Regions from separate parts of the Mus musculus genome. Here all the other regions are linked to region 1. A link is a loop called in an ENCODE intact Hi-C map of the cell type or tissue named here. Cell type or tissue: heart. All regions are shown on one strand. Region 1 holds the start of n-TRacg1 (a tRNA gene). Region 2 holds the start of n-TTagt6 (a tRNA gene). Region 3 holds the start of n-TSaga1 (a tRNA gene). Region 4 holds the start of n-TRtct3 (a tRNA gene).

Evidence for each region. A loop is a pair of places that touch in the nucleus more often than their neighbours do. Peaks named below come from ENCODE experiments on the same cell type or tissue, not always from the same donor. Only the 100,000 strongest peaks of a DNase experiment are listed, where the experiment ranks them.
Region 2: a loop joins it to region 1, with 2.7 times the contacts of the local background. A loop is called at or near these places in 9 of 42 quality-filtered maps.
Region 3: a loop joins it to region 1, with 4 times the contacts of the local background. A loop is called at or near these places in 14 of 42 quality-filtered maps.
Region 4: it touches region 1 in a loop (2.2-fold over the local background); 31 of 42 quality-filtered maps call a loop at or near these places.

Annotation. Positions count from the first base shown.
Region 1 is chr13:22,016,287-22,024,286 of GRCm38, forward strand. It overlaps n-TRacg1 (a tRNA gene), which reads right to left and starts at 4,930; the gene lies at 4,858-4,930. It overlaps n-TScga1 (a tRNA gene), which reads right to left and starts at 6,214; the gene lies at 6,133-6,214. In heart, no CTCF peak of the experiment used is centred here; DNase peaks (open chromatin) are centred at 4,385, 4,905 and 6,145; H3K4me3 peaks cover 3,402 bases; H3K27ac peaks cover 1,890 bases.
Region 2 is chr13:23,449,549-23,457,548 of GRCm38, forward strand. Btn1a1 (butyrophilin, subfamily 1, member A1) reads right to left here. Exons shown (of 8, transcript NM_013483.3): 8 at 7,444-8,000. It overlaps n-TTagt6 (a tRNA gene), which reads left to right and starts at 1,074; the gene lies at 1,074-1,147. It overlaps n-TLcag10 (a tRNA gene), which reads right to left and starts at 3,966; the gene lies at 3,884-3,966. In heart, no CTCF peak of the experiment used is centred here; DNase peaks (open chromatin) are centred at 1,123 and 4,183; H3K4me3 peaks cover 3,303 bases; H3K27ac peaks cover 1,739 bases; H3K27me3 peaks cover 204 bases.
Region 3 is chr13:21,936,505-21,944,504 of GRCm38, forward strand. n-TSaga1 (a tRNA gene) reads right to left here and starts at 671; the gene lies at 590-671. n-TDgtc12 (a tRNA gene) reads right to left here and starts at 3,886; the gene lies at 3,815-3,886. n-TSaga8 (a tRNA gene) reads right to left here and starts at 4,491; the gene lies at 4,410-4,491. In heart, no CTCF peak of the experiment used is centred here; DNase peaks (open chromatin) are centred at 627, 3,937 and 4,427; H3K4me3 peaks cover 3,168 bases; H3K27ac peaks cover 1,296 bases.
Region 4 is chr13:21,915,858-21,923,857 of GRCm38, forward strand. n-TRtct3 (a tRNA gene) reads right to left here and starts at 1,390; the gene lies at 1,305-1,390. n-TSaga5 (a tRNA gene) reads left to right here and starts at 3,358; the gene lies at 3,358-3,439. It overlaps n-TQctg10 (a tRNA gene), which reads left to right and starts at 4,343; the gene lies at 4,343-4,414. In heart, no CTCF peak of the experiment used is centred here; a DNase peak (open chromatin) is centred at 3,404; H3K4me3 peaks cover 3,184 bases; H3K27ac peaks cover 1,062 bases.

The sequences.
Region 1 (8,000 bases):
AATTTTTTACGCATTGTATGCTCCTCTTTCCGCTTGAATGAGCCTATCTTACCTTCCCGTACTTAGGTTAAAAGACCAGACTGGGTTTCAGTCCAACATTTTCAAGAACTGCTTAGGGAGATGCTTTCTTGACTATTGACACAAAAGGCCAAGGTATTGTTTGCAAAGAGGATGTAAGAGATAAGTGTTTGAGAAGTCTCAAGTCAGGACAGGAAAACTTTATCCAATATGAGCAATTATGAATGAACAAATATCCATGCTCTGATAATAAATATGTGTATATTACAGAACCATTTGGCCACATCTTTGTTCCCCAGTGATGGACAATCACACAGTAAAGCAGACTAAACCTAGCTATAATGATGGCAGGTTGAACAGAGACTTTGCTCTATCTTTGCTGCAGTATGCAGAACATTAGAAGTGTTGAAAATTGCTGACACACAAACCCGAAGGATGACAAAGTAGGAGTAAAAGCATCGGAAGCCCAGAGATCGTGAGTAAGGGGGACTCTTACTATGTGACGTTGTTTTTGGACTTTCTAAGTCACATGTACTCCGTTACTTTTCATGGCTGCATAGTATTTACCACTCTTTAGCTATTTCCTTATCCAATGATGGCACCAAAGTTGAATTCGATTTAGAAAGGTCAATATTAATGCTACCATTAATATCTTCCTACCCATGACTCTGTTTCTTTGAATATTGGGTGTAAGAGTCATACCAAATTAGAAGAATATCTAGATAACTAGAAGAAAGGAACTTTTTTCTTTGAGACAAGTTATTATGTAGCCAAGGCTGGCCTTGAACTCTTGATCCTTCTGATTTGGTGCTGGGATTACAGGTGGGCACAACCATTTAGATATAGATATTCTAAACTTGATTATAAAGTTTTGGGGTGCTTTCCTGAATGATTGCATCAGTGTAGCTCCCACCAGCAGATATGAAAGCGTTCTTATATCTGCTCTATACCTGTTATTATTCACATATCCAAATCTCTATTTCTAAACTTCTTTACATATGTGAACCTATATATGTTTCTATTAATTTTTGCTATATATGAGTATTTAAATTCTAAAAACTTAAAAGTTTTTATTTATGTGTACATGTATGTATATCTGAGTGTAGTGCCCACGGAAGGCCAGAAGAGAGCACTGGACACTATGGACCTAGAGTTAAAAGGTGCTTGTGAGCTACCCAACACGGGAGCTGAGAATCAAGAGCTGCAAGCACTCTTAAGCACCAAGCCATCTCTTCAGCCTCACATATATTTAAACTCTTTAGACAAGCATTAAAAAAAAAATAAAATCCACAAATGATTCTACTGTATAGCGCAAGAACAATAGAATAATATGTTTTAAAACCCTCGGCTATATATTAGCGTAAGTGGGACTCACTTTTGATTTTACAGGCTGGGATTTCATTAATATACAGAGGTCTGATTGTTTTAATCCAATATGAGGCTTTTCTTTCTTACTTTTTAAGCAGCACCATAAGGCTTTGTTTCCTTTGCATATGCTCTTAAACCTAACTCCAGATTTCATAGATGCAACTTCATAACCACTCAGCTTACATTTATAATCTAGAACAGTGTCACAGAATACAGTATTTCTACTGCTGCCTGGCTTAGAGGACTTAAAACTCAAAAAGATACACGTTTGTGCGTTCAAGCTTTACTCCTCTTGCTAAAACATGCAATCCTCTTCTCTCCTAAGGGACAAGCATTCCTTATTATGCAAACTTAGAATTTTTGAATGTTTCATTTTACCTCTTGAACAAGCAGGCACTTTTGGAACTTTTAGGCTATTAGGATGGGGAGGCTAAGTCTACTTTACATCTAGAGAAACTTGGATTCTGCTGACAGTTTACTCCAGGAGAAGACGCTGTGGGAACCATCTTCAGTGTTGAGAGAAGTGAAAGGAAGTGAAACCCGGCCTGTCCTTCCTCTTCTGGAATCAAGGAGGAAAGAAACTCAGCTCTCCACTGGGATTAAGCTTCTCCGGGATCCTGCAGGTAGGCCAGAAGTAGGACAGCCTCAGAGCAGGCTGTCAGATCATTCTTCACAGGAGGGTTTAGCCAGAAAGTTTAGGAAAACATCAGTCAACAAATAATGGGATTTTCAACTTACTTAAATGAGTAGGAGACAGTCCAATGATCAAAGATTATTCTAAAAAAAGGGAGCACAAGAGGGGAGGACCAAATATTCTTGGTCTGATTACTGTTTGAGAGGTGAAGAAGTGTAATTGGAGCATCTCTGTGTGTAATGATACTGTCTTTGGGCCTGGTGGCTGTAGTTTGTCACTCTTTGGCTACTGTGGTTTTAAGGATATGCGCCTGTCCTTCTCCACAGTGGGGTGTGTTCTGAATGTCCTGTTATCACCTTTGCATTGCAGGCTTAGTTGTTTCTGAAAGCCACATACCAGCAGCAAGTGAGTGTTTATGTTCAATCGTCCACATCTTTACTGCCTGTTGCTATTTTAAGCTAAACATCCAGGCATTTCAGTGACTTTAGTTTGTATTTCTAAAGAGCTAAGCATCTTCTCTTCTGTTTATTTAGCTCTTGTATGCATACTTTTGTGTGTGCTAAAATATTTGCTCATTTTTATTTTTACTTTTTCAGGCAAGTCCTGGGATGATGGTGAACTCCAGATCTTCGTCCCCTGATTCTCGAATGCTGGAATTACAGCCTGGCATCATGGTGCCCTGCATGGATGGCATTCCTGTCACTGACCTTTGAGAGTTCTTTATATATCCTCCAGTGCATCTCGGTCATCAGATACATGCTTTGTAAACACCTCTTCTAGAGGGCCCAATTCATCAAGTTATTTGAGAGTCAGTTAATCTATGTTAGAAAGGTTTTTCTTCTTTTTTTTCTGTTTTCAGCAAGAATGTGAAAATTTCCATGAGTAGGTGATACTATGAACTTTATAATTTCTCTCTGCTCCACACTGTGTGTGTGTGTGCATGTGCTTGCGCTCATGTTCGAGGTGGGAGGAAAGCTTGGAATTGGCACAGAACACACCCAGACATCAAATTCTCAACACAAAGGAACTTTATTACAATGGGGTGGGAAGCAGCTGCCCCTGAAACAGGTTAAGATACTAGCAGGTATTTCTGCCAGAGTGGTTTTAAGTAGAAAAAGGGGAGCGTGTGCTAGGATGATGTCCTGATTGGACATGTTAGCCAGTGTTAAGCCAAATAATGAATTTTGATTGCTGGACCTTGGTATTTAGTCTCAGGAATAGATCAGTAGCCAAATAAAGGAATAGACGTTGGGGGCTAGCTTTAGGAATGTAATCTAATGGTTTAGCAAGGGAGAGGGAGGGAGAGGGAAAAGGCAAAACCTACTAGCACCACCGTTTGCCATGCTTGGGCCTGTTAGAGAGCCCTTCACTTAGAGTCAGCACGTCATTATAATTGTAAAATACAGAGTTGTATCTCCCTGGGAAGCTAGCTGTCCTGTCCTCTTTCCGGGGGAGCTCATCTTTATTTTCCAAGTGTGGGCGAAATCACATGTTCATGAGCTCAGGTTCCATTTCTGCCCGGATGCCTTTCTTTGGATTTCAGAGTATATTAGGTACGAGGATACCTCAGCTCATATATGGTTCAAGAAATTAATTATGCATCACTCAATAATCTGCACTCCTTAAGTTAGGGGGCACTCCAGGTTTCAACACAGCGCTGTGTGTACGTGCAGTGGATAACGAAAATTATCGCAGTTTCAAGGTCAGTCGGCCAGGTCATTTTGTTGGATTTGCAGGCACCTTAGCCCGAAGAAAACGGACATGGAGGGGGAGGTGATGAGCGAGACACCCCGAAATAGCCCAAGTGCCTTGAGGAGGACGGAATAGCTACGTTTAACGACGCTACGCATAAACTACTCTCGTGGTGGAATCTGTGGGTTAGTGATGGTTCTCCACGAGAAAGACGAGGAAATCCAAGGTGCTCTCTTTTCACGCCGTCTATCTCAATTGAGCTTGGAGTAGACGCAGTCTGGGCGCGGTGTAACGTCATTCTTTTAATTCCAGCACGGCTTGAAACTCAAACTATCCGATCTGAGTAAGATATAGAGAATAGGGTGAGGATCTCAATTTACTTTTAATTTAATTTAATCTGTGTTCCTTCCGGGTTTCGCCTTGACGACCCCTTCCCTTCTCCATGTCTCAAACCTCGCGTCCTGGAAAACTTAAGAATGTAGGTCCACCTGCTCAAACACTGTCCCAAAGCTGCACTTCCCGGCCTTCCTCTACTCTCTAACTCTAAATTTTATCTGGATTTTTGTTTAGTATCGGTTTCAAATATGTAAGTTTCTCAGCCCGCTTTCTCGAGTCAGTCTCTGTCCCTACTCTCACCACTCCCGGAAGTGCTCAGAGACAGAAGTATAGCCAACTGTGGAGCCCGGCTCCGGGCGGGGACGGGTGGTTGCGGATGAGCCAATAAAATATTGATCAATTTTTAGTTTTTTCCTCTGATACTCTGATTTTCAAAAAAGTTCAGCCTTTTAAACTGTTCAATTTACTGGTTTTTCGTGTACATGTGTTACAACGCCGTCGTTGTTTCCTGACTTCAAAATTATCTTTCTCCATCACCTGGCAACCGGTGATACATCCTAACTCTAGGTTTGGTGGTCTGGACAATTCATTTTAATTACAACATGCAGTACTGACTTCTTTTCCTCAACACAGTGTTTTCCACATACCCTATTGGGTGATGTCTATAGATAGTCCTTTTCTGTTTGTATGCTGTTCACTGACATACAAGACAAAGATATAGTAAGAGTCAGATTTTCAAGACTTAATATGTTTTTCTTACGGATCTGAATACAAGAAAGTTTCTCCTTTGTATTAAAAAGAGACATGGTCGAGCCAGCCAGGAGTCGAACCTAGAATCTTCTGATCCGTAGTCAGACGCGTTATCCATTGCGCCACTGGCCCGCCACAGGGATGAAGTTCTACTCTAGTTATTATTAGCTGTAACCTTAAATTAATTATAGCCCTAGTTTCAAGCTAAGTAAATTCAACAAATGTTTGATTTGAACAATTTAAACCACTTGTGTTACAGAAACTCGTCTTTTCACCTTGCAATTTCCATTACTAACACACGCAGTTGGTTCCTCTGACATGAAACAACCCCTACTGCCAGCCCGTTGACAGAATAATAGAGTAAAACAAAAATCCACTCTTTCCTCTTCTTCCTTCTTTCCCCACCTCTTTCTTTAAATTTTTATGTTTACAAATAGTATCGTTCTGTAGCCCTGACTGGCAGTTCTTCTGCCTCAGCCTCCTGGAGTTCTGGAATTACAGGTGTGCATCACAAAGTTAAGTATTTTACGTTTTACGATCTCAATTCGTGCAGCAATTTGAAAGCCCAGAGTGCAGTTGAAAATTAAGCTGAGTCAGAAGTGGTGGCAAGCCTTTAGATCCCAGCATTCCGGATTTACCTAGAGAGCTGTCTTTAAAATATAAAAGAAGTTCGACTGAATACTACTTAAGTGTACAATGTGAGCGAAAACACTTAAAAAAGTAAGAAGAGACAAAGGTTTTCTGGTGCACCTCGGGGTCAGCCTGTATGCTGAATGCCGCGCAGTGCTACTGTGTAGCGTCCAAACTGCTCAGTGTATCCTCCCTTTAACTCATTTCCACCTGCCTGGCATATCAGATGAACTCTGGAATTCTACTCCGTTTTTGTTCCCAACAGCTTTTTCCCCCCCTTTGGTTTTGGATTTTTTGTTTCTTCTTTTAAATACTACGGAACTGTAACTATTTAAAGTAACCATTTGCCCTTCCTCTGCTCGCTTTCCCTCCCCTCTTCTCCCCTTCCTTACCCAACCCCTCCTCTCCCTTTCCCTCCCCGCCTTCTTCTCTCCTCTTTTTCTTTCCTTTCGTTTTTGTTTTATTTTGTTTTTCGAGAGTTTCTCTGTGTTGGCCCGGCTGTCTGGAAACTCGCTTCGTAGACTAGGCAGTCCTCCTGCTTCTGCCTTTCAAGTGCTGGGATTAAAGACGACCGGTGGCATTTCTGATGTAATCACAGAAAGTTTAAAAAAAAAAAAAAAGAAGTGAGCACAGGAATAAAACACACCTAATTTTTCTTAAGTTTGACCACACTTCCACAGAAAGCTGTGTCTGAAGCTTTCTTACGCTGTGAGCAGGATTTGAACCTGCGCGGGAAGAACCCATTGGATTTCGAGTCCAACGCCTTAACCACTCGGCCATCACAGCTAACCAGAGCTTGGCTTGTATTATGTCATTTATATATTAAACAAATAATTAAAAAAGATTCTTTGAAGGCAAAATACATACTCTGAAGGCACTAGACACTATAATACCATCAACGCCAGAGACTCCCATCTATTAGGAAGTTTCCTTTCAGCAATACACAAAAGGCAATCACTTCATCAAACCCTAACCAGATCTCTTCCCCAAGTCTTACTCAAGTTCACTCTATCCCTGTAGGCTTTTTAAAGGGAGAACAATATTCCAGCATACCAGAATCTCTGGTTTTAGTCTTTCTTTCCCACTTCCGGTTTTTATAGATTACCGAGTTTTTATTCATAGATGTGGCGGGGGCTAGAATCTGAGTTAGTTGTATGTTCATTTACAATCTTAAGATTGTTTTCTCCACACAACTCGAGAAGCACTGCTCTCAGTGAATTTGGCAAGTTCTATCCATACTCAAAATTTATGCACCTTTTGAGGCAGTATTTCTACAAATGTGCAGGATATGTTTGTACATGTGAGTCAAGCTCATTCTCTTCTGAATATGCAGGATTGGAAAAACACATCAGCAAATACGAGTTTTTAAAAAATAATTCTCTCATTAGTGTTAAACAATTTAGAATAATATAAGCTGGTACAATTTTGGAAACACACACATACATCTAAATATGCACATTTAAGAGTTGGCTGTAGTTATACACCTGTAATTCTAGCACTGGGGAGGTGGAGGCAGGAAGAGCATAAATTTTAGGAAATCCTCCATTACATAGTAAGTTAGAGGCCAACATGGGCTTCATGAGACCCTGGCTCAAAAAAGAAAAGAGAAAATGAGAATATGAGATGTGTTTGTGCACATCTGCCTTTAATATAAAATCAAAGTGAGATCAAAGTGTTTTGAGTACTACCATAGGAGTAAATACATGGGAGATCAGACATATATATTTATAAAAATCACTCCAAGAGCTGGGCATAATGGCACACATCTTTAATCCTGGCACTTGGGAGAACATGGTAAGCAGATCTCTGAGTCTGAGGACAACCTGGTCTACATAGAGAGTTCTAGGACAGCCAGTGGTATATGCAGAGAAACTGTCTGGAAAAAAGAAATCTCAAGAATACATAATTAAGGAACAGTTGAGCCAAGATGGTTCCTTCAATGGCTTTGAAGATTTTGTGAAATTAAAATGGTAAAATACACCCTGTGTAAACTGTGACAAATTTCTACTTGAGGCCAGTGCCCCTTTGAGCATTAATTAAGATCTGTTGCATGCTATCATCATTAAAGAGTTTCTCCTTTATTAAGCCCTGTGTTCTTGGGGGTGAATTCTTGCTGGGAGGAGCTGTTCGGCTATTGCAGTATAATCAGCTTGCCATGTCTAGCAGGATGCCACAAACTAGAAGGCTTGAACAGCAGCACACATTTTTCCAGAGTTCTGGAGGCTAGAAGTCCAAAACCAAAGTGTTGTCGGGGTCAGGTTTCTTCCTGCATTCTTCCTATGTTCTTGTGAGATCTTTCCTCAGTGCATACATGGAGGGAGGTCCCTTATGTCCTTTGCTTGGTTTCCTAAGGACACATGCTGCACTGGATTACAGCCTCACTTTCAGACATTATTTAACTTTAATTACCATCTAAAACTCCCATCTCTCAATGCCATCACACTGGAATGAATGTGGGCTTCAAAGGAATGACTCTCCAGGAAGATGCAATCAGCCTAAGAAGAGCCAATGTGTCTTTGGTAATCTAGTGCCCACATTTGGTCCTATCACTCTGACTTCTACTTGTCTCAGT
Region 2 (8,000 bases), 1.4 Mb after region 1:
AAATGCTGGTTTCAGAGGTCATAAATCTTCTAATGAAAGTAAGAACTCTAGTATCCACAGACTCTCACTGTGCCCCTGTCTTGTCATCCAACGGCTGGCTGGCTGGCTGTCTTAGTTTGACAAATCCTTCATCTGTGGATCAGCTGTCGACACAGTTTAGAAATAGTGAAATGTTGAATTTAGTATCATTGCTGGGACTATAGGTCTTCCGAAACCCAACCAATTGTAACTGCAGGTTTCATTTGTGAAGTTACTTACACAATTATGGTAACCGTTTGTAAACTTGTTTGAATTGTACTTCAAGGATGGTTTTATTTTAGCAGAGGACTGAATAAGTTGGAAGCAGGAACAAATACACAGCACCAGGGACAATACAGAAATTTTGCAAATGCTCTTTACTGGACCGCTTATTAAATCAGACCCTTTGGACAAGCACTATAAGAAGCTTTTCCCGCCGCAGACGTTGCACACGGTCCTCTCCTTTATGTCTTTCCGAAAATGAGGTGTTAATTATGAAGTCTTAAATTTTTTAAGCTTTAACTCTGAAATTCTTTTCGTTAATTTTAGAACCAAGAAGGAGGTAGGTGAAACCTAAATTTACAGGGGAAAAATGGTGGGAACGGTTAAAGGATAATCACAATCTTAAATTTCAATTTAACTTAAAAGTCATAAAATAAAAAAGCTTGCTTACTGTATGGACCCGTTTGGGGGGTTGGGAATGTTCTGATCGACATAATAGTAGCTAACACACACAGTGTCTTTGTGCTCTCCGCTCACTCGTTTTTCCTTAACGCCTGGCTGGTATTTTTATCAGTGTGGTAAACTGGAGAGGTCTTGCCCTTCGAGGGAGCTTCCTTCTTGCACATCCAGCCTGCATTAGTAATTCTCCCGCCCATCCGGACCAGGACTCAGTTTTCCTGTAGCTGTTTCTTAGATCTTTGGAGCGAAGCCGAGAGTATTTTTAAGATTTGGGGAACTGTCTGGGTCATCTTCAATAAAAAGGCTGAAAATACACACAACAAATGTAATGTTCATTCCTTTTCTTTGTTGATTTGGAGGCTGGAAAGCGTGTTGGCTCCGTGGCTTAGCTGGTTAAAGCGCCTGTCTAGTAAACAGGAGATCCTGGGTTCGAATCCCAGCGGGGCCTTTTTGTGGTTTTTCCGCTGCTCGTTGACACGGTCTGCTCGAGATTAATTTCAAAGTTGTCGTCACGCACTGCCCTCCCTACTCCACAGTATTTACTCAGATTAGAAAGTGGATTTTAATTTACAAAAATAAATAAGCAAGTAAATAATAAAAACAGGTTATTTCATTAAGAACAAATATATACATTTCTTAGTGTTCCTATAATTTGGTAAGGCAATTTAGCAGTGAGGAATCTTCCCCCAAATTCTGAAATATGAGAAAATTAAGAAGTCTGGAGAAAAATGTCAATTTTACTCTTAGCTGAGTGTTCTCACCAAGATCAGGGAAACAGAAACTCAGTTGCCAACCCCCTAGTCACTTCCCAAGATCCACAGAATGAATGCCAAGCCTGGTTTTATGGCTTTTGTGGGAACAGAGCATCCTGATTCTCTGAGGAACAGCTTAGGAGGTAGTTACACTTTCTGATCTCCGTGTTGTAAGCAGCAAAGACTGTGAGAAGGCAGACTCTGACTCACTAGATTTTTTTCCTCTCTGCTCACAAACACCCTTACTCCATTACCTTCCAGTGATGGTATATCACTGCCCCTTTCTCTTATCAAACCTGCCTCATCTGCTCCACAACAAATGCAGAAACTAAGCACTCAGGTACTGTTTTTATATGGCGGGTCTAATAAAAAGATCAGAGGCATGGGGTGTTAAGATCACAAAAGATTCTTCCAAAGGCTTCCCTACTTAACCACTTAGCCATCCAAATAGCCTGTCTTCTCTTTAAGAGTATGGTTGGTTTTTGCTTGTCTTTGTTTGTTTCTAAGCATCTGTCAACAGGACGGCCTGCCAATTCTGATCTTTACCTAATTACTTCAACCAACCACAGCAAGGTGAGTTCCCTCAAGCACTTGATATAAGCAAAGTTCTTGCTCCAAAAGGAGTACAAGCAGATTATAAGTGGCCATGGCCTTGGAGCATGAACTCAGGTTTCTCTGTATAACAGATTCCATTTTGAAAGTGGATATGAATGGTTTTTTGTTGTTGCTGTTTTTTGTTTGTTTGTTTGTTTGTTTTGTTTTGTTTTGTTTTTTGAGACAGGGTTTCTCTGTGTAGCCCTGGCTGTCCTGGAACTCACTCTGAAGACCAGGCTGGCCTTCAACTCAGAGATCACCTACCTCTGCCTCAGGAATGCTGGGATTAAAGGGATGGCACAAGCCTTTAATTCCAGCAGTACAGAAACTGGTTGATAAATGGCTATTAAGGTGACTAAAGATAGCCCAAGATCATGTTGGTACTTGACCTTTAACATGCCAACTGCTCAAACCATAGAGGACTAATGATCATCTTAAACACAAATACGTGACTTTTTTGAGGGAACTTTAGTTCGAACAATAGAAGTGCCAATGAACTTTTGTAACAATGTATATGCATTTCTTTGTCATAATAAAACTACCAACACGTCATTTTTCCTCAGATTTACCAAAACCACCCTGACCTGTGCCTGTGTGTCTTGTTTTACATTTTAGACTTTGCGTTGGTGAGTTTTTGCAGGTTTGAGACAAACTAGGAACCTCAACTAAAGAATTGCCTCCATCAGACTGGATTGTGGGCATGATTGATTAGTGATTGTTATGGGAATGCCCATCACATTATAGGCAGTGCCACCCTGGGTAGATGTTTTGGTGAACGAGATAGTAAGCATCCTTCATCCATGGCCTCTGCTTCAGTTTCTGCCTTCAGGTTCAGGTCCTGATTTCCCTTGATGGTGAATTGTAATCTGTAAACTGAAATAAACCCTTTCCGTATCAAGTTGGTCTTGGTTAGCATTTTATCAAAGCAACAGAAAGCTAACTACAGCTGTCTTTATTTCTAAAGGTCCCAAATTAAATTATTTTCTTAGAGTTTCTTTTCAATATTTGCTTGGCTTTGTCTGGCTGTAGCATTTATTAGCAGCTAGCTTGCTTGAGTGATGCTTGGCCTAGCTAAGGATGACCACGAACTTCTGATCTCCCCGCTTCACCTCTGGTAAGCTTACAGGTGTACAGCACCATACCCATGTCATGGCTTTGTAGTAGTTTGTTCACTCCTCGAGTTGGGGCTGAACCTGTCCTGCTCTCTTGTATCTCTAGAGACAAGCCTGTGCCTGACCATCAACAGTGTAATTGTTCATTTAAAACGTCAAGTTGAACAGTCATGGGTTCTCCAGATTTCTAGAACTCACATAACTGAACTAAGTAGATTGCCATCCCTAATGTGATGGGCTTTATCCAGACTTGGCCTGAGTGTGGGGATGGTGTGGTGGGTTGGGGGTTAGTAGCTTCATGATCTGACCAACTTTATTGGCATCTGCTCTCTAGATTTTCAGCTCTTCATAACTGGACCAAACCATGCTACTTGCCTTCCTTGTTTTCCAGCTCACAAACAGAATGTCATGATAGTTCTCAGCCTCTATAATTGTGAGCTATGTCTTCATGATAAACCTCTCTGTGTATTTGTATCTGTGCAGATATCAGTGATGATAATGAGCCACGAATTAAATAATTAACATTTATCTAAATTTTTATGTGGACAGACAAGCAGAAACAAAGAAAATATTAAAATCTCTACTTTTGAAGCGATCTTGTAAGTACACAATGCTTCCACTGTACAGATAGAATAAGAAAGAAAAAAAATGTTTACTGAAAAATGAAAAGAAAAAAGAAAAAGTTTTAGTAGACTGTGAAGCAATTTGGTTTTAAAAGATGGCAGTTGTCAGGAGTGGGATTCGAACCCACGCCTCCAGGGGAGACTGCGACCTGAACGCAGCGCCTTAGACCGCTCGGCCATCCTGACTTACAGGATAAACGTCTGTTCCTGCTCTTACTTCTACCTTAAAATTGTACTCTCCGCCTTCTAACTTCCGGTTTAGTTTTGTCTTTGCTTTTATTCAGGATTTGAGAATTCTTCACACACAGACTACATTCTCTGCATCTAAGGGAACTTCCCCCGGCGGCGGAGGCGACTAATAAAGCTCAGACCCCTCCGCCCTCTGGGAGGCGGGAAGCGCAGTCGGGACGGCAGCCGGGTCTGCTCCCGGTCCGCAGCGAAAGCTCCCTAGTGCTCACCCGCCTGTCACTTTGCTCATCCAGGGCCCTAGGGTAGGCAACATCCCCGCAAGCACAAGCACACCCACTGGCCAAAGGCAAAGCTTTTTCTCAGGAACCAAAACAAAACTGAAAACCAGAAACTGTTTTTCTCCTAAACCCGCCCAACTCACATTATAGCAATCCTAGACAACAAAGGATTTTCCAAATGCAAATCAAGTGTAACTCATTGACAAAAATTTTAAATGTACTGTTGTTGTTGTTGTTGTTGTTGTTGTTGTTGTTGTTGTTGTTGACAGTCTCAGCCGCCCTGGAATCTTACTGGAAGTCAAAGAAACTGGAGCTTTGGTTTCACTTAGCTGAGGAACCGCAGACAAATCGCTCTGGCTTTGTGGACTTTAGAAACTATTCTACCCGACTGTAGCATTACCCTCGGTTTTAGTTTTTGAGATTTAAGAATTTCATTATGTTGCCCAAGCCGGCCTCAGCTTCCGAAGCACTGGATTCACAGGCTTGTGTCACCGAGTCTAGTCTAGAAACTGCTCTTTTTCTTCTTCTTCTTCTTCTTCTTCTTCTTCTTCTTCTTCTTCTTCTTCTTCTTCTTCTTCTTCTTCTTCTTCTTTTTCTTCTTTCTTCTTTCTTCTTTCTTCTTTCTTCTTTCTTCTTTCTTCTTTCTTCTTTCTTCTTTCTTCTTTCTTCTTTCTTTCTTCTTTCTTCTTTCTTCTTTCTTCTTTCTTTCTTCCTTCTTCCTTCTTCCTTCTTCCTTCTTCCTTCTTCCTTCTTCCTTCTTTCTTCTTTCTTCTTTCTTTCTTCTTCTTCTTTCTTCTTTCTTCTTTCTTCTTTCTTCTTTCTTAGTTTCTTCAAAACTAAATTTGAAGTTTTGCTGTTTAAAACAAGCTTATAGATACTAACAATGTGTAACATACTTGACAATTGCTGAGAAATGTTAAAGGTTCTCACCACAAAACAAAAGTATGTGAGGTAACAGGTGTGGTTTGTAACTTCATTTAGCTTTTCCACAATATACATCAGAATATTTTGTACACCATAAATATATATTATCAATTTTAAACGAGTTTAAGGGATAATGCCCCACACTGCGTGTCTAACAGGCCGGCCACACGACTGGGAGGCACTGTGGCCTGAGTACAGTTTGGGTTAAATAAAATATAGTATTTTTATAATTTTTAGAGAAATGCCCCCCATTAGCAAAATGTAAGAAAAATTCATAGTTAATGCTTTTGATAATCCTCTAGGAGAGCAATTCTTCCCTGATCAATTAAATCAGAATGTCTGGGAGTGTTAACTGATGACAGAATTTTTAAGTTATTATTATTGTTATTATTATTATTGACAGGAACTCTCTTCATGTCACCCTGGCTGTCCTGGAACCTGTCTGGGGTTTTAAAGGGCCCTCATTACCCACAGAAGCTCCATATGCATCCAGATTTGAGAGCATGGTTTTAGGGTTAAGCTTTAGTGAAAGCCGGAATCTTTCTTTCAGGATGAGGGTGTAGCAACAACATTCATAACAATGTTCAAGACTGTGTGGAACGGTCCAAATTATGCTTTAGTTTTGTTTTGAAGCAAGGTCTCATACAACATAAGCTGGATTTAAACTACAGCAGTAGCTGAGAATGATGTTGGACTCTGATCTTCCTGCCTCTACCTCCCATGTACCAGAATTACAGGTGTGTACCCTCACACCCATCTTTGGTTCTTTTTAAAGGCTGCCATTACTGTAAAAATGAAATATTCTTGTTGGAGAATAACCCTCCTCATCACTAAGGGTGTGACATGCAGAGGTTAGAACTGGAACCCTGGGCATCAGCACATGGTGCTCCCTAAGACTCTAATGCCTGTTCAGTGTGACCATGGACCATTTTCCTTGAAGACAATGGGGGAAAGGAAAGCAGAGATAGAGCTGGTTGAAATCTGAAAGTATCCCCCTTTCCCACTTTTAAAATAGGGCCTTAAAATGTACTATGTAGCTCGGGTGGGAATTGAACTTGTGCTTTCCCTAGCTTCACCTCCAGAATGCTAAGATTACAAGCATGCTTGCCCTGCGCCCAGTTCTGAGATTCCTTTTCTTTCTAAGCTCACAGCCTCAGGCCCACATATTTTGTGTGAAGTTTTACAGATACAGATTAGGATCCTTGTCACACATTAAACACAGTGATGCAACAGTCTACCTTTCTTAGACATGGAACATATTTAGCATGTGTATGTGTATATGTGTATGGGTGAGCATGATCTATGACAAACATGTGGATATCAGAGGACAATTCACTCCACCATGTGGGTCGCTGGGGTTGAACTCGGGTCATCAGGTTTGGCAAGTAAGTGTCTTTATCTGGTGAGCCATCTCACCAATTTTTGAAAGGATGTTTCGACTATATTTTCTGTGGATTTCTACAAGTAAAATATTTGAATAAAATGAACACATTTATTTATTTATTTATTTAATGAGATAGGGTGTTACTGTATAGCTTAGGCTGACCTTGAATTGACATATAGTCCAAGCTGGCTTCAAATATGTGACAATTCTCTTGCCTCTGTCTTCTGAATTCTGGGGAATACAGGCCCATGTCACCACACTCAATTAAGTTAATTCTCTTAAATCAAAGGTAAATTATACCGTTCTCCTAGGAGTACAGTAAAAGACAAGCTGCATAGGGTGGCTAGTGTTTGAGATAAAAAAGAGAAGGAAGACACTGGGCACCGGGGACCCATGAGGTGATAGAGGAAAGAACCTGCAGTGGTTTGAATGTATCCCCCAATTTTCATGTCTTTGGAGACTTGTTAGGAATCATGTGTGGGGCAGAAGCAGTGCTAGGGATGGAACACACGACAGGTGCATGGCGGGCAAGAACTCTACTGTGGAGCTGCACCCTCTTGGTACATCTGGCACCGTGTTGGAGTTTACTCACCAACAAAGTTACCTTAGTGGGGATAGAAATGAAGTTGCCTTTGAAACAAGGCTGAGAGCAGGAAGCCATCAGCACAGTGGCCTCTTTGAAGGTAGTTTGATCCTCATGAGTAGCTCCCATCTCTGCCTGGTCTGGTAAATCTCCCAGTCCTAAGCCTCGGACCATACAGAACAGCCCTGCTGCAATAGGACTTTCCCAGACAGGCAGCGCTCATTCCTGTTTCGGTTTAATCCAGTCCCTCTTATTGGGATAAAGAAAGAAAAGTTCAGAGGCTGCCTTCAGCAAACAGACATTCGTTTCTTTCTCTTTCTTTATTTGGTAACATCTGTTTTAGAAGCCGGAAAAATACAATAGAAGTGGAAGAGCTTGGATACACACACAGGCCATTGACAAAAAGAAGTCCCATACAAACAGGAGGACACACACAAATTGGGACAAACTGTCCAGCTGTGCTGAGCATCATGGTGTAACTTTGGGGACCAGAAAGCAGGATACCTGGGTAGGCTACATTGAGCAAATGGCTCAGTGTGGAAAAGGATGGCAGTGTTAGGCAAGGGAAGGTGCCTGTGAGGGGGTTAAGCATTGCAGTGGGGGCCGAGGGAGCTGGCAGCTCCAGATCAAACAGCGATGCTACCTGAGCGTTGCTGAATCAAACCAGGTGGACTGGATAGGGGTGGTGGATGTGGCTATGTTTCCAGCACTTGGAAGGTAGAGGCAGGAGGATCAGGAATTCAAAGCCAGCCTAAGCTACATAGTAAACCTCTATCTTAAAACACACACACACACACACACACACACACACACACACACAGAACCCCCACCTAGTGGAGTCAATAATGTGAGGTTGGATTGA
Region 3 (8,000 bases), 80 kb before region 1:
GCTGATCTCTGTGACCTCAAGAACAACCTGGTCTACATAGTGAGTATTTTGGCCATCTAATTCTTTCCTCAACAGGCACTTTGTTTTTAATATATTATTACATCTTCCCCATATTGTTATGTATATACTATATCTTGGCAGGAAGGGTCCCAGGTAAGGTGTTGGATGCATTCTGTCACTGTACATTCTCTCTCAGTTCTGCCTGAGTATTGGCTGCCTGACTTGGTTAGATAGCTTTCGCTTCTTTGTCAATGCTGTGGTGCTTAGACAAGACTTTTAAGCAGGGTGTCTTAGGGTGGTGGAGTCATTGCAAGCACAGCCTTGAGGAAGGAATCGCAAGGACCTTAGTTTTGTGAATTATTTTTGTGTCCTCTCAAAGTAGAACATTAGAGGTAGAAAGATAGTCTGGTTTTGGGCAAAGTAAAGCAAAAACAGAACATCAAGAACAAAACGGGACAAAGTATCTCCACATAGGCAATTCAAGAACTAGTCCTCCTCTACCTTGCGTGACTGAAATGTGTAAGGAAACTTCCATCGGTTGAGTTATACCCTTGTACCTTAAACATGTGAGGTTAAGGTACAAAACACCCGTAGTCGGCAGGATTCGAACCTGCGCGGGGAAACCCCAATGGATTTCTAGTCCATCGCCTTAACCACTCGGCCACGACTACAGACCATAGTAGGTAGTCAACTGAGAGAGTTTCGTGGCAGGTGATTTGTGCAAACTCTGGTTCGCCTTGTAGGTGGCGCAGGCTGTAGGTTACAGAGTTGAAGGGGAGGAGGCTCGCAGGTCCCTATCGAGAGAATACTAAAGCAAGAACCTCTGTCTCGCCAGCAGACTCACACAGGACGTCACAGGCCTTCTACCAGTCGCACGCGACCTGTGCAAGCCCTGAGAGGAACTTCTTCCGTGGATTTGTGTTCCAAACTAAGGGCGAGAACAGACATGGAACCCTCCGTGTAGTGTTGATGTTATGCTTTAGGATCTTTTAAAAAATGTTTTCCTTTAGCCCTCTTCTTGCACCTCCGTGTGTCCATCTCCTTCATCCCGAACTCCTAGCTTAACCTGTTCTGCCAAACAATGCTTAATGATCAGAGACCCAAATTAATGGTACAAATGAAATGGGGTTGACATAGAAGTTTTAGTGGATACAGGAGCTGATGTTAGTATACTTTCCCCAAAGTCTTGGAATCCAAATTGTGTGCTTCAGAAGGTTTACATACATTTATAGAAATGGGTAAATTATCACAAATAAGACAAAGCGTCCAGTGGAATACCTGTGTGGGATCAGAAAGGCAAACAGGGAAGCTGAGACCTTATGCGGCTGACACACCCATAAACTTATGGGGAAGGAATCTTTTACAATAATGGGATACTAATGTTCCTGCAATTCCAGGAACAGCAAATGAAGAAAATAGGGATGATATGGTAGATCCTGGGAAAGCTATTGATACTGGATATTGATCACAAGCTGTGCACGTTATCCAAACACAGGATATCACAAGGATTGAGTTTCCAAAATTATAAAAGGGGCCACTGTTGACATACCAACAAATGCTACAGTTAGTTTTTCTAAAATTAACTATTTTCCTCACTTTGGCCCCAAACAGGAATTCTTTGCCCCAATTTAGCAGGAAGCAATTAAGAGTCCTTAAATTGGGATGAATGGTTTTGGTCGTTTGATGTTAGTTATGGTTATCTAGGATAGTAGGTTGTTTTGTTTAATTGATAGAAATTTAAGGTTTGCTTAATTATTGTATATTGATAGAAATTTAAGCTTGTTTTGTTTGAATTATTGTATATTGATAGAAATGTAAAGTTGTTTGGTTAGACTATTGTCTGACTATCCTGTACATAAGCTATTTGTTTAAGGCATGATGTAAAGCTCTAGTTTTAGGGTTCTTATACTTGTTTCTATTGTGTGTAGATTGTTAATGTTAGAAAAAAGATTTTTTTTAAAAAAACAGAAAGGGGAATATGAAGTGGGAATTTCTGGTTTCCTTGGAGATTCAGTTGTGTCATGTGATGTTTTTCTGGAGACTGTCTTATTAGAGGATGTTTTGCTGAGTGGTGTTTTTCTGGAAGCTGCCTGGAAAAGGGGCATGTAATGTTTTCCTGGAGTAGAGGCTTGAGAGGACATGTGATGTCTGAAAAGGGTATAAGTATAACTCAACAGACAGTGGACGACGCTGCTGGTCTTCCTTGGGCTTTGCTGATGCTGGTCTTCACTGACAATGCTGTGGCATTGGTTCGCCTGGCCTTCTTCACTGATCATCATTTGTCATGACTTCATAGAGAGAAATGCACCAAAGAATTTCTCATGATATTCTGGTAGCTTCTTGCCAATTCTGCAGAGTCCAGACGATTGACAGAGCCTCAAAGTTTCTTCTGGATGGAACTGCCATTGCTGGTTCATGAATGGTGTTCTGAGTGGATCAAACTGCTGCTGCTGATTTGTGTGAACTGAACTGCTGATATTCTGACAAGGAAAACTGGAATTACCCCAAAGAACTATTTCTAAACAGGTCCACATCCTCCTTTGCCCTATTAACCTTTCCTTTCTACTACCTCTGGTGGGTGGTGAGCTATAAGGGAGGTTAAAGTGTTTAAGAACCCCTTATTAAAGTATGTTTTGAAAAATCTAAGCATTATATTAGTCAACACTGCCAAAATAAAAGAGACTCTCTATCTAGACTTATACTTGGTTTCTTTTTCACAAGATCGTCTTGGCTGGCCTGCAGTTTGTGCAATGTAGACCTGGCTGATCTGGAACTCACAGATATACCCTTGTCTCTACTTGAGATTGAAGGCATTAAAGGTGTGTAACACCCCCTCCCCCCAACACCCTTCCATAGAGCTTAAAGCTCTTAAGGGCTGGCAAGATAACTCAGAGGATAAAGACAGCTGCACTAATAACTATCCTAAAATGAAATTATAAACCCCAGAAGACAACACACCTTGCAAGTTGTCCTTTGGCCTCCACATGCATACTGTAACATGAAGTGAATCTTAAAAATTAGTAAAGGTTGGTTGTAACTCATTAGATTTCTTGTAACAAATTAGTTATAAAAATTCAGACAGAATTGTTTCAATGCAGAACTCCTGACTACCATTCACAACATTCCTTCTGTTAACAAAACTTAGCATATTACTATAGTTTCTTTTCTCTCTCATGTTCTGATATATATATATATTTTTTTTCCTGAATTATTTAAGGTAGTTTGAAAATACCCTTTAATATATTTTATATGTATGTATTGCCTTAAAACATCGTTATATAGCCATTGAACAATCAACAGAAGGTGGAATTAACAATGATGCATTTAATCAATAGACTTTATTCAAATTTCACCAATTATTGCAAAAATAATCTGTAAAGCAAGAGCAAAAGGTACACATGATGTTCAGTTTTTAGCTATGAAACATTCAGTCTTTCCTTGTGCTTTGTAATATTGCTATTGTTAAAAAGAGCACAACTCAGCTGAAAGTTTCTTGGTTTGTCTGATGTTTCCTCTACATATTTTGCCAGGAATATCAAACTGTGGCATTGGGCTCTGTTATTATAAGAGCTCACAAAGTACATGAAATTTACAGGTGCAATACTGATTTCTTGGTTACTGTATTTACCTACCCAATGTATACATGTCTTGATAGAATTTGAGTTTGTGTGTGTGGTTTAATCCTTGATTCATACAGCTTACTGTTTTTGTTGTATTTCTTAAGTTTTGAATGATTATATTAAAGAAAGAAATGCAGTTAACTAAGAGAGTGTTAAACTTTTAGGAGGGAATATACTTAAAAATAGAGATCACTCTCCCCGTCGGGGAATCGAACCCCGGTCTCCCGCGTGACAGGCGGGGATACTCACCACTATACTAACGAGGATGAGGCAGTGCAAGTAGTTCAGGGACAGTACTGGAAGTTTCTGAAGTTCCCTTAGCCTCTGAGTACAGTATTGTTTCCGGTATTTATTATATGCCATGTGACCGGCGCCCAAGCCTGGAATTGCTTCGTTCGCTGCCAAGTCAACGATCGCTGCGCCTGCGTGATGGGTCGGCTGGCTCTGAGAGTATTCGATAGGAATAGGAAAGGCCAAAGAAAAAGAAAAAAAAGTCCTTGTTTCAGCCTTTGTTGTGCACTAGTTCCTATCCTAAAATGAAATTATAAACCGTGCAGTACCTGAAGCTTCTAACCAAACATGTAAGACAGGAAATAAAGACTAGACCAGAATGTGAGCTTCACCGAAAAGAGACTGCGGCGAAGGTGCAGCATTAAAAAAAAAAAAAAAGAAAGAAAATGGAAGTGAACCTCATGATACACTAGCCAGACCTGAAATACATCGCCAGACCTGGAAATCCTCTTAATAGAGATCAGTGTAGATGCAACAAGTTTGAGATTTAAAAGAGCCCGTAGTCGGCAGGATTCGAACCTGCGCGGGGAGACCCCAATGGATTTCTAGTCCATCGCCTTAACCACTCGGCCACGACTACATGAATAGAGCTATATCTTAAAATCTATGAAGGTAAATTTCAGTAGCTGAAAGATTGAAAAAAAAAAAAAAAAAGCAAAGGGCTGCCAGATTTGCAAGGCTCTAAAAGCCCAAAAAGGAACAGAATCTTGTGCTGTGTAAGGGAAAATACGGAAGGCTGAAGTCTCTGTCCAGCCTCGTAATGGAGAGTGAAAGTGTCCTAGGACAGCATCTTCCGACGACTGGAGGCTTCAATTCCCTCACCAGAACCCAGACGACCTCACAATGAAGTACTGTCAGGCCGCGGGTGGTGGCTCATTCCTGTGTCCCAGCACTGATACTGAGACAAGGCAATTGTCAGCTTGGGACTAACTTGGCTATATGGTGTACATATATATTTCGTCTTAACAAAAATAAAGCGTACCTTTCGTTACCCCAGCCCTAGATACTGCTTTTCTTCTGACTCATTAATCAAACATTGATTTTAATTTATTTATTTTACTTTTAAATTTTAATTTATTTTCAGAAAACATTAAAAGTGTGTTTTCAGTAAAGACAAGCCCAACACAAAACTAACATTATCAATTAATTGCATTAAAGAATGATAAACAGTGACCTGCCTGAGGGAGAATTGGTTCTCTCAACTGTTTCTTGGGAATCTCAGCTAAATATTTAAGCTCATTAAATAACAAATTCTATTTTCCATCCAACAGTATACCGCAGTTAACCAAATGCCTGTTACTTTATCAAATGGATCACCATTCCCTTAGCGTCTAGTTATCTGTTCTCCATTTCTAACCTTAAGAAACACCTTTAGCATTCATATATTTCTATATTAAAAGACTTGGGGAGAGGAGGACAATTTTAGATTTATCGGGGGAAAAATCAGTGAAAATTAGTTTCAGTATACTTCATCTCTCCTCTTTCCCCAATTTTCCTACTGCTAACATCTTGTATTCCATTAGTAATTTGTTATCATGATAAGCCAATAATGGTTAAGTTATTATTAATACCATAGTTCACACTAGGGCTTGCTCAGTGATGTACATTCTTTGGGGTTTGACAAATCTGTGTATTTATATGTTTCACTGCCCACCAAGTCCCCTTTGCTCAAAGTATCCCCCAATCCCTGACAGAAGGTGATTTTTACTTGTTCTTTATACAGTGCTATATAGATGGAATCATCCAGTATGCAGCCTTTGTCAGATTGACTCATTTTACTCAGTAATATTCACTTAGTGCCCGGCCCTGTAATTTTTTTCTTATATTGTCGTAATCCATTTCTGTTAATTGCTGAATAACAATCCACTAACCATATACCCAACAATTTGTTCATGCTTGTACTGTTATTACAGACATACACAAGTATTCTTTGGGTGTCAGCTTTTTACTCATTTGAAGAAATACTAGCCGGGCGTGGTAGGCGGATTTCTGAGTTCGAGGCCAGCCTGGTCTACAAAATGAGTTCCAGGACAGCCAGAGCTATACAGAGAAACCCTGTCTCAACCCCCCCCCCCCCAAAAAAAAAACCTAATCGGTGAGGATTACTGAATGGAAGCTAAGAGCATGAATAGTTTTATAAGAATGGCTATACCATCCTCCAGAACGGTGTATTGCTTGCATCTTTGCTGTAGGTTCAGGAGAGCTCCTTTTGTTCTACATCCTTTTCAGTGTTTGGTGTCACTGTCCTAATTCTAGATCATTGGTAAGGAGTATGCCGGTGTGATTTTATTTTAATACACATTTCCCTGACACTAAGATGTAGAGTGCTGTTCATATTTCTGTATTCTGTAAATATCATCTTTGGTGAGGTGTTAAAAGTTTTGAGGTTTGGCCTATTTTCTAAATTGGATGGTTTATTGAGCATTGTTAAGAATATTATTAAAATAACAGTTTATTTTGCTGCTGGATTTTAAAACCAGGACTAAGCAAAAACTACCACTGAACCACCTGTTCCTCTACTTCTAAAAGCTCTTTTTATATTTTTGGTACAAATACTTTAATAGGCAAGTGTTTTTTTGTACCTGGTCTTTGCTACTTTGCTACTTGTGGACTCTTCTTTTTCCCACCCTTTATTCCCTTGGTTTCATCCCCTATCACTGGATAGGAGAGAAAGAAGGAAAGAGAGGGGGGGGGAAGGGGAAGGGAGAAGGAGAGGGGGAGGGGGAGAGGGAGAGATCTGAATCTATTTTTTTTCTTATTTCTTCTTGAGCATGACTAACAAACTACAACCAATCTGAATGACCACCAACCACCAACCCCACCTCTCAGTGCCCTAGCGTTTGAAAGGTTCCTAAAATCCCAAACGTCACATAGTTGCAGAAACAATCTGCAGCTGGCAAAACCATGCCTCTGCTAGAGCATGAGGTAAATCATAATCAACTGCTTTGGACAGTCTGAAGCAGCCTCGTAATCCCACACCTGGGATTAAAACTAGAACACATTCTTATATTTCTTAAAAAAAAAAAAAAAAAAAAAAACAAAAAAACAACCAAAATTCCAAAATTGTCATTACAGTTTTCAAATATCTCCCAGTCTGGATTTTTCAGTGTAGTAAACAGACATGTGGTTGACTGTCCTAACCATGAGAATATATGAAAGATGACTGTAGCTGTTTCCCATGCACCTCACTTCCATCTGAGTCATCACTAGAATCTAATGTCTATATAGCATCCATTTTTTAAAGGCATTTGAGACTTTTTAAAAAATAATTTATTTATTATATGTAAGTACATTGTAGCTGTCTTTAGACACCAGAAAAGGGCCTCATATGTTACTACAGATGGTTGTGAGCCACCATGTGGTTGCTGGGATTTGAACTCAGGACCTCCTGAAAAGCTGTTAGTGCTCTTACCCGCTGAGCTATCTCACCATCCCCAGCATCCATCTTTTAAGAATAATTTAGTTTAAATGCTATAACTCAGTAATTCTTCTAGCTTCTACTCATAATCAAATTTCAAAGTCACTTTCATGTGTCCAGGCATTTATTTCAACAGAGCCCCATTCCCAGAACCAAAACCTGTGAGGTGCTCCTAGCCAGCAAACAGAAAAGCTAGTGTTAGAAGTCTGGTCCTAAGCATGCAGTCTTCTATAAATTCTAGTTCCAAGGGCTCCTACATCCTTTTCTGGACACCAAAGCATGTCCCTTCACATATGCCCACAAACAGACACATAAAATCAATTAAAAAAAAAAAACTAAACATGATTGCTGTTTGCATTCTCTTTTTTATCGAATGTCTTGTTGCAACCATTTCTCTAAATATCATCCCCTTTCCTTAAAGTTTTCATGTGTAGCATTATCATTTCCAGGTCTGGTGCTCTCAGCTAAGGAGGGGAGCCACTTTAGCCCTTCTGTCAAATAACTGGGGAGGAACAGAAGCCCTTAGATGAGTGGGCCACATCTTTGAAACATAAAAACCTATTTGTTGCAATCTTCTGTGTTCGTCTAGAGCACTAATGGATATGCTTTAAGTGCTAGGCAAGGAAACGTGCAGTATGTAAAATACTGTACCATCACCTTCTCCCGGCTTC
Region 4 (8,000 bases), 100 kb before region 1:
CTCTTTTGCCACATTAAGCTGCAAGACTCTTCGTCTTAGTCTCTTAGGAGTGAGAGAACTTAGGGGGTCTAGCTGTTCTTATGTTCCGATTTCAAGTTTTTCTTCAGCACACAGTGCATTTTGATCTTGTAACTGTATCTTCTGGTATTATTCAGGTTGTTTCTACATCTATTACTGTTCATTTATCCTGTCCATATTGTTCATTAATTATATGAGGGCCGTTCCTGACTATACAAATGGGTACCTTACAAAGGCTGATGATCTCATCCTTTGTATTGCCAGCAATGAGGAACCTTTCAGACAATCAGAATGCCTGAGGTGGAGCTGTGGTCTTATTGTATGGCACAGACTACGGTCTAAACAAGCGTTCTCACTCTGTGGGTCGCGACCCCTTTGGCAATCCTTGATATCCAAGAGTATATAGCAACCCTTGAGACACTCAGATTCCAGTCTTGACAAGCCCCGCCCACACTTAGGAGTGTAGCATCCTTATTCTGAGCACATCTCTTAGAGAATGAGCTTAACTTACTTCAAAACCTTTTCCTAATACATTCCAATTTTGTTCATAAAACAAAATGTGAGGTGTTTAATAGAATAGTATAACCAATCTATGGAATATTACACGCTTTAGATGAAGAATGAGATGCCACCACATATTAAACTATATCACAACACAGAAAATAACAGTATGTGTTTATGTATATATCTATTTGATGCCTATACAATGCATATTCCTAGAAATATTACCTAAAATCTATGTCGCATATTTATTAAACATGTATATAATATGTAAATTTCTAGGAAGATGCACAGGATACTTTAAACAAACAAGGCACCAGTCCGGGGAATTAAGGAAGTGGTGTTCTAGAATGAAAAAAAAAAAGATATATCATTCACTTAGGGTGATGTGAGAACTTCCATGGCTCCTTGTTTTAAGTCACAATCTATTACAGACATAAAAGCATATTGAATTTTGATTAAGCTTTTAGGATGAAACATTTGTGCTGCCAAGGAACTTTTTCTAAGGCAAAGAGCGTTCTGGAATTTGAGCAGGTAGAAAGCAGACATTGTAAACAAACGGTGAAGGAAAAAGAGAAAAACTAAGTATATAATATAATACAATATAATATAGAATAAGTTTCACAGCTTTCAAGGGACACTTTAGACCTTTTGAGTTCTTATTCTCGCTCACTCAGTGGCAGCGTTTGGGAGAATTAAGTAATGATGATGCTAGGAGCAGAAAGCAGACAAAACTGCATTGCTTTGATTGCAAGGTCAGACACCTCTCACAGGCAAAATACCGTCGACTCTGGCGGGACTCGAACCCGCAACCTTTGAATCTCTCAATCATGCTAGAAGTCCAATGCGCTATCCATTGCGCCACAGAGCCCACCTGTAACTTTCTTCCTTCCTAAGGCTTCTCAGTACTTTCTTGTGTATCAATGCACTGTTTTCTATGAACGGTATTTCCTGTTTCTGTAATACTTCACACAAAAATGTGCAACAAACAAGATGCGCGATCCTCAACACAACTTTCTGTCCCGGGTGTATTCCACCAGAAATGTCTGACCAGAGATTCATTTCAACTTTCTGGATTTGATGGCACAAGTTTGTAACCTCAACAATTTAAAAACCGAGGCAGAAGGATTTCCTCGAGTTCCAGTCCATCCTGGGCTATACAATAGTGAGGCCATGTCTCAATAAAACAAAAACAAAACAAAGTAAAACAAAGAAAATCAACACAAAGACAAAATTCTTATCTCATTTAGTCTGGCCTCTTTAGTTCCAAGTCAGATCATTCCTTTTGCTAAAGAGAGATCCAAAGTCCTTTAACTCGTGCCGGCGCCCAACCAAGTCCTCCCTTTTTTGGAGTTTTGGAGCTTCGAGATTTTCTTTCTTTCTTTCTTTCTTTCTTTCTTTCTTTCTTTCTTTCTTTTTTTCTTGTGTTGCGTCTGAGTTCTTTAGAAAAGGCCGATTCTCGGGTTTAGTACACGGAGCCCTGGTGGTGATGTTCCGTTGTGTTCTGGCAGCTCTGGAAATCTCCAGGCTTTTCTCCTGGAAGTTTTTGGTGGTGGTGGTGGTGGTGGTGGTGGTGGTGGTGGTGGTGGTGGTGGCTGAGATGAGATGCTCCTACGGAAGCACATCACTGTAGTGTTCACGTGCTCTTCCCGCAAATTAATTTAGAATAAAAATTGGTGGAGCACCCGAATTTGAAGTCAGATAACTAAGTTTCGGGATCCGTGTCCAATCTCGTCTCTCTACTTTGGGGTCGCACGACAGGCGACTGAGCTTTTCTACAAGATACCCTTCCCTCTCCGCGGCTCTTGCTGCTTCGTCCACTCTTTTCTTCATCTTCTGGACCTGTTGCCTACCTCTCCTGCTGACTTCCCTCTACTTTCCAACTGATGGCAGGAAAGGTCTAGGAAGTAACTGGAACGTGGATAATAGAATACGCAAGAGTGAGAATTAGAAGAAAGCCAGAGAATGCTGTGTGGTCCCGAAGCAGTCGTAGTACACTTCCCTCACTTTTTACTTCCCGGATCTGTAATATAGTAACTCTTAATTAAGGACTTTCAACTATTTTGATTACAGACTGAGAAGACAAAGGTAGATTATAAAAGGACAAAAAGATACTTACTAGGTTAGAGGGTAGTGGGGTTTGTGGTTTGTTTGTTTGTTTGTTTGTTTTGTAAATATGTTAGTTAATTTTGCTTAGGGTCTCTTGACTCTTGGATGAGGGGTCCGGTCCCTAACGTTTACTTGGTCTTCTATCCTGCTTCGGGCTCAGTACTCACAAGTGCCTAGGATTTGTATAGAGCTCTGGCTACTTGTGACCTAAGGCTTCGAATAAATCGCAGGGGGATGACTTTTGCATTAAGCCTATTTTAAAGTAAAATTCAATTAGGAAAAGAAACTGCTGAGTTGGCTGTTTCTAGCGATTTCGGTAGCTTCTGGAAAGTGAAGCGCGAAGGCGTTTGCAAAGGCCTTCTTGGGAAAGCGAGAGGAAGGCTGCGGTACGTACTTGGGAACTGAGGACACTTGGCCGCAGCGTTGTTTACATCCTGAAGTCCGCTACGCAGCGTGGTTTAGCGAGGAGGCTATGTACCTGAAAGTTCTAGCAGAAGAATGATCCCATCCGGGCTTCGAAACTACTCACAAGGCCTGGATGTACGTTTCCAGTTTCGCGGACTTGCCCCACTACCCTTTTGCCACTGGCACGAGATGACAAGTTTACGAACAAAGGGATTTTTCGGAGCATTTTTCAGTCTCGTGCTCCTGTAGAGCAAGCACCTACAAGCCGACATCCGACCTGAGCAAAGTCCCTTACTTTAGAGAGAAAGGCATAAAGTTCCAGCTGTAGTCGTGGCCGAGTGGTTAAGGCGATGGACTAGAAATCCATTGGGGTCTCCCCGCGCAGGTTCGAATCCTGCCGACTACGTCATGGTCTGTTTTAGTCTAGGTGTAATGCCAGGTGGGTAAGCTATGGTGTGAGTTGGCAAAAATTCCTGGAAGAGGAAGGTGGTAAAGAGTATGAGAACCTTCTTTACTGAACTTGACTTCAGCTTCGTGGAATTTCCTTGCTTCCTACTCTACAATGTTGAGGTCGCATGGGGAGGACAGGACTCAAAAAGGACTCACTGATAGAAAGAGATTTGTTTTTTTTTTGATTTGTTGTCTAGAGCACAGAATTAACCCTAGAGACAACGAAAAGTATTTTATGGCTGAAGTTGTACACGTAGGAAGAGAGAGGGAGGGAGAGAGAAAGACAGAGACCGAGAGGGAAATCTCCCAGGGGCATTTGGGTGAGTGGGTGGGTGGACTACGACTGTGTTTCTAGGTATTAAAGTACATGAAAAACATTCGCTCCAACTCTAGAATATCCGAGAACTACTTGAAGCAGACAAAATAAACAAATTCCTGAAGGTTTTCTTCGAAAGGATGTCACCAGTAGATATATTCTTTGTTTTGTTTTGTTTTTGTTTTTCATGTTACTCACTCTGTAGACCAGTCTAGCCTTGAACTCAGAAATCTGCTTGTCTCTGCCTCCCAAATGCTGGGATTAAAGTCGTGTGCCACCACTGCTGCCCGGCATATATTCTTTTTTTTTTTTTTTTTTTTTTTTTTTTTTTACTTTGAAAACGGGGTGTGGTAGCACACTCCTGTACTCCCAGATCTTCGGTGGAGGCACTATGAGTATAGGGAGTTCAAAGACAAATGTAGCCACAAGGTAGTGGAAGAGCAGTCTGAACTAGATACTGTCACAAACAGAAATTCAGACTTCGATTACCTAGCACCCTATCGATCATTGATTAGTCATAGTGGAGAAAGAGGTTTATTGTGAGGTTCCATGGTGTAATGGTTAGCACTCTGGACTCTGAATCCAGCGACCCGAGTTCAAATCTCGGTGGGACCTTAGTAGCTATTTTTACTCTAGATTTAGTCGTTATTTCTACCTGTCCTGTCTCTCCTCTTGCCTCCTTCCTATACTCTGTAAACGATCTATATAACTGTGTACATTGTGTCTACTGTAAAATCCTGCAGGCCCAGACCCCACTGCAATGGTCAATTTCAATGAAGTATGAATTTCCAACCTGAGGAAGAAACGCTCTACTGAAACTAGGAAGTAAACCAAGAGCTAGTTAAATGTAAAGCTTGCCTACCATGCCCTCTATGTGCAACTCTGTAGATAAATAATAAATAAAATTACCAATAAAATGAGACCATACACTTGAAACAAGATCTTATTTTCTGTGCACACTAAATAGACTGAAAAAAAATACTGTTCATAACAAGTTTCTCCTCTACAAATGACCTGCAGCTGAATGGTTTCTCCCTCTCCCTGCAACAACCACAGAAAATAGTTTATATGTGTGTATAAAGCACAGCAAGATGAATAAACAGGTGCACTAAACAAATCATTGAAAATTTTAAATTAACTGACTGTAAGTAAGAAAACATAGAGGCCTTGTTATAATTTGGGATTTTCTACAGAGGCTGAAGGAATGGGAACATTTTGGGAACTCCAAAGTCGTATTTCTTGCCGGGTTTGGTGGCGCACGCTTTTAATCCCAGCACTTGGGAGACAGAGGCAGGCGAGTTTCTGAGTTCGAGGCCAGCCTGGTCTACAAAGTGAGTCCCAGGACAGCCAGAGAAACCCTGTCTCAAAAAACCAAAAAAAAAAAAAAAAAAAAAAGGCATTCTCCCCCTACTTGATGACTATTATTACTCAAAACATAGTAACCATTCCTCTTTATCAGCTAAAATGGGGGCATTCGATGAGCATGTCTCCATTAATTTTAACTTTTCCTCACTCTAGTCTGTCCACAAATGAGATTAATAAATGATTCACCTGATTTCGGATACCTTCCAATTTGGAGCAGAGCCTTCCTCCCTTCAACCCTCTCCAAGTCATTTAATTAAAGTAATAGTGTAGATCTGGTGATTTCTAGCCCCACCACACCCTTTATATGACACAAGTTTGTACTCCATTAGCATGTGTCCACCCTTGTTATGACTATAGAATAGCCTGCATGAAAGCATCGCCACTGTCCACAGAGTTACATTCTGTTTTGGAGTTCAGACGCAGGTGTTTGGGTTGGCTATGTTCCACAGTTCATGGTACCATTTTCAGTTTATGTAAAAAATCCCTGACTGGCCTCATTCCGTATGCAACCTAGGCAGACCTTGCAATTGAAGTGAGCGTCCTGCTTCTGGCTCCTAGGTACTGGATCACAAGTGTGCACCATCACTCCTTTCTCTCAATTGGCTCTTCTTTATTCTCACAATGGACTATCTCTAATTGTTCCAAAGTCTGTATGAAACATGTTTAATGTTTACACTCATAACCGAATATACTACTTCCTACAAACCGTATATTAATGTGACTTTTCTTTTCTATGATGATAAATTTGTTATATGTTTCATTCTGCTTCTGTAATAGTTACTTATTTTCTTTCTTTTTCACATTTATCCATAAGGTTAAATTTAGATCCAATCCTTTAAATACTATATAATACTTTGTTTGGCACAAAATGCATCCTAACTGCATTTAAAATCCTTGACGCTCTTAGTTTCCTTAAGTGTCCTACAGGTTGGTCTCCTCTCCCTCAGAGCTGAATGGCTTACCCAGCACCAGGGTGCTTGTGTCATAACTTGCTTCCTAACTAGTTCTTTCAGGATCACAGCCAAATAATTTGACAAAAAACATTTTCTGGAGGTCACACAACTTTAATTCCAGCACTCAGGGGAGAGAGGCAAGGCTACACAGTAAGACTGCCTCTCAAAAAGAAGAAGAAGAAGAAGAAGAAGGAGGAGGAGGAGGAGGAGGAGGAGGAGGAGGAGGAGGAGGAGGAGGAGGAGGAGGAGGAGAAAAGAAGAAAGGAAGAAAGGAAGGAAGAAAGGAAAAAAGAAAGAAAGAAAGAAAGAAAGAAAGAAAGAAAGAAAGAAAGAAAGAAAGAAAGAAAGAAGAAAAGAAAGGAAGGAAGGAAGAAGAAAAAGAAGAAGAAGCAGCAAAGCAAAAAGCTTCTAATATTGAACAGCTACACTCCATGTCTTCCTTCCAGATGTTGCAGTGGTTATATGCTCACACTCTAGAGCCATGCTCTCAGCTCTTCGGCGACAGTGCGACTGCGGGCTTTTCACTCAGAGTTTGTTCTCACTCTCTCTTCCCAGAAATGTGGAATCATCTTTATTTCCTCTGGACAAAAACTAAATGCATACGCTTCAGAGATTCTTTGTTCTCAGGATACGGTGGTCTCCTCAATGTGATAAGCCAAGTAGGAAGGGCTGGATCAGTTCTGAATCTCCAGGTAGAAAAGTGAGGTATTTTCTCCTAATGTAAAACTAGAAAGAACTAATACTTCCTCTTCCTTCCTTTCCTACGAGGTCTCGCTGTAGTTTATGCTAGTCTAGAACTCACTGTGTTGCCCAGGGTGGACTTGAACTCACAGGAATTCTTCTGCCTCAATTCCACCCCACACAGTAGTGCTATAATTATAGGTATAGATCACTACAGTTTCTTTTCTTCCATTTTTTTTTCTCCTTCTTTTCATCATGTTGATGGAGAAACTACAACTTCTCCATCTGTCTGGCTAAAATACCCTCTACTTATATCTCCTTTAAGTTATGAAAAGAGTAAATTGTTTTCAGTGACAGATACGAGGGGGCTGAGAAAGTCCAAAGTCAGGGGACTCTTTGTGGACTAAAAAAGCAGCTTGATAGAAAGCAGATGACAGACTCCCTGGACTAATAATTGATATTTTCTATATAAAAGCACTGTCACCTCCAAAGATCTCATGGGCAGTGCTATGAGCCCAATCCCCAAACCACTCAAAGACCTCTAGCTGCACAGCATTGCTCTGCAGCCTGTCACTAGAGGGCAAGGCTAGAGAGCCAGACCAGACTGGGGCTGAGTGAGGGCTACTGAGCAGAAAACACCCAGACAGCTTTCCTGACGTAGGACTTAGAGTCCACTTAAAGGACGTTCAGCCTCTGAATGTCTTACCATCTCAGACATAGCTTTGTTTCTTGTTGTCTTCCCCTCTACAGTCCTCCTGACTTGTGAAATGAATTATAGTGTATGGATATACAAACCAGAAAGCATGGAGAGCCTTTGAAATAGTAGTTTGTGGCTGTTGTGTGATACTATTCCTGGGGAGACATGGACAAATGTCTACTTACCACAGCATGAATGACAGCTCTGGAAATCTGGGAACCTGGAACTAGCTGTACAACTTGGAAGTAGCTCATCAGGCTCTTGCAGGCAGCACAGATGGTTGGAACCTCTTTTAGGGTCTATTTTCTCCCAGGCCTGTCTGAGACTCTTCTAGGCAACTCAGCTTACATAAGAAAATCTTTCAGCAGGCCTTACTTATGCTTATAACTAGGCTTGAGGAGGACCTACCATATCTGTTCAGTTTAAGCACTTCCTAAAGTCTTTGAGAGGTTTACTTCCTGAGCCAACGAGCTTCCCTGCAGGTTACAATGTTCCACCTTCCTCT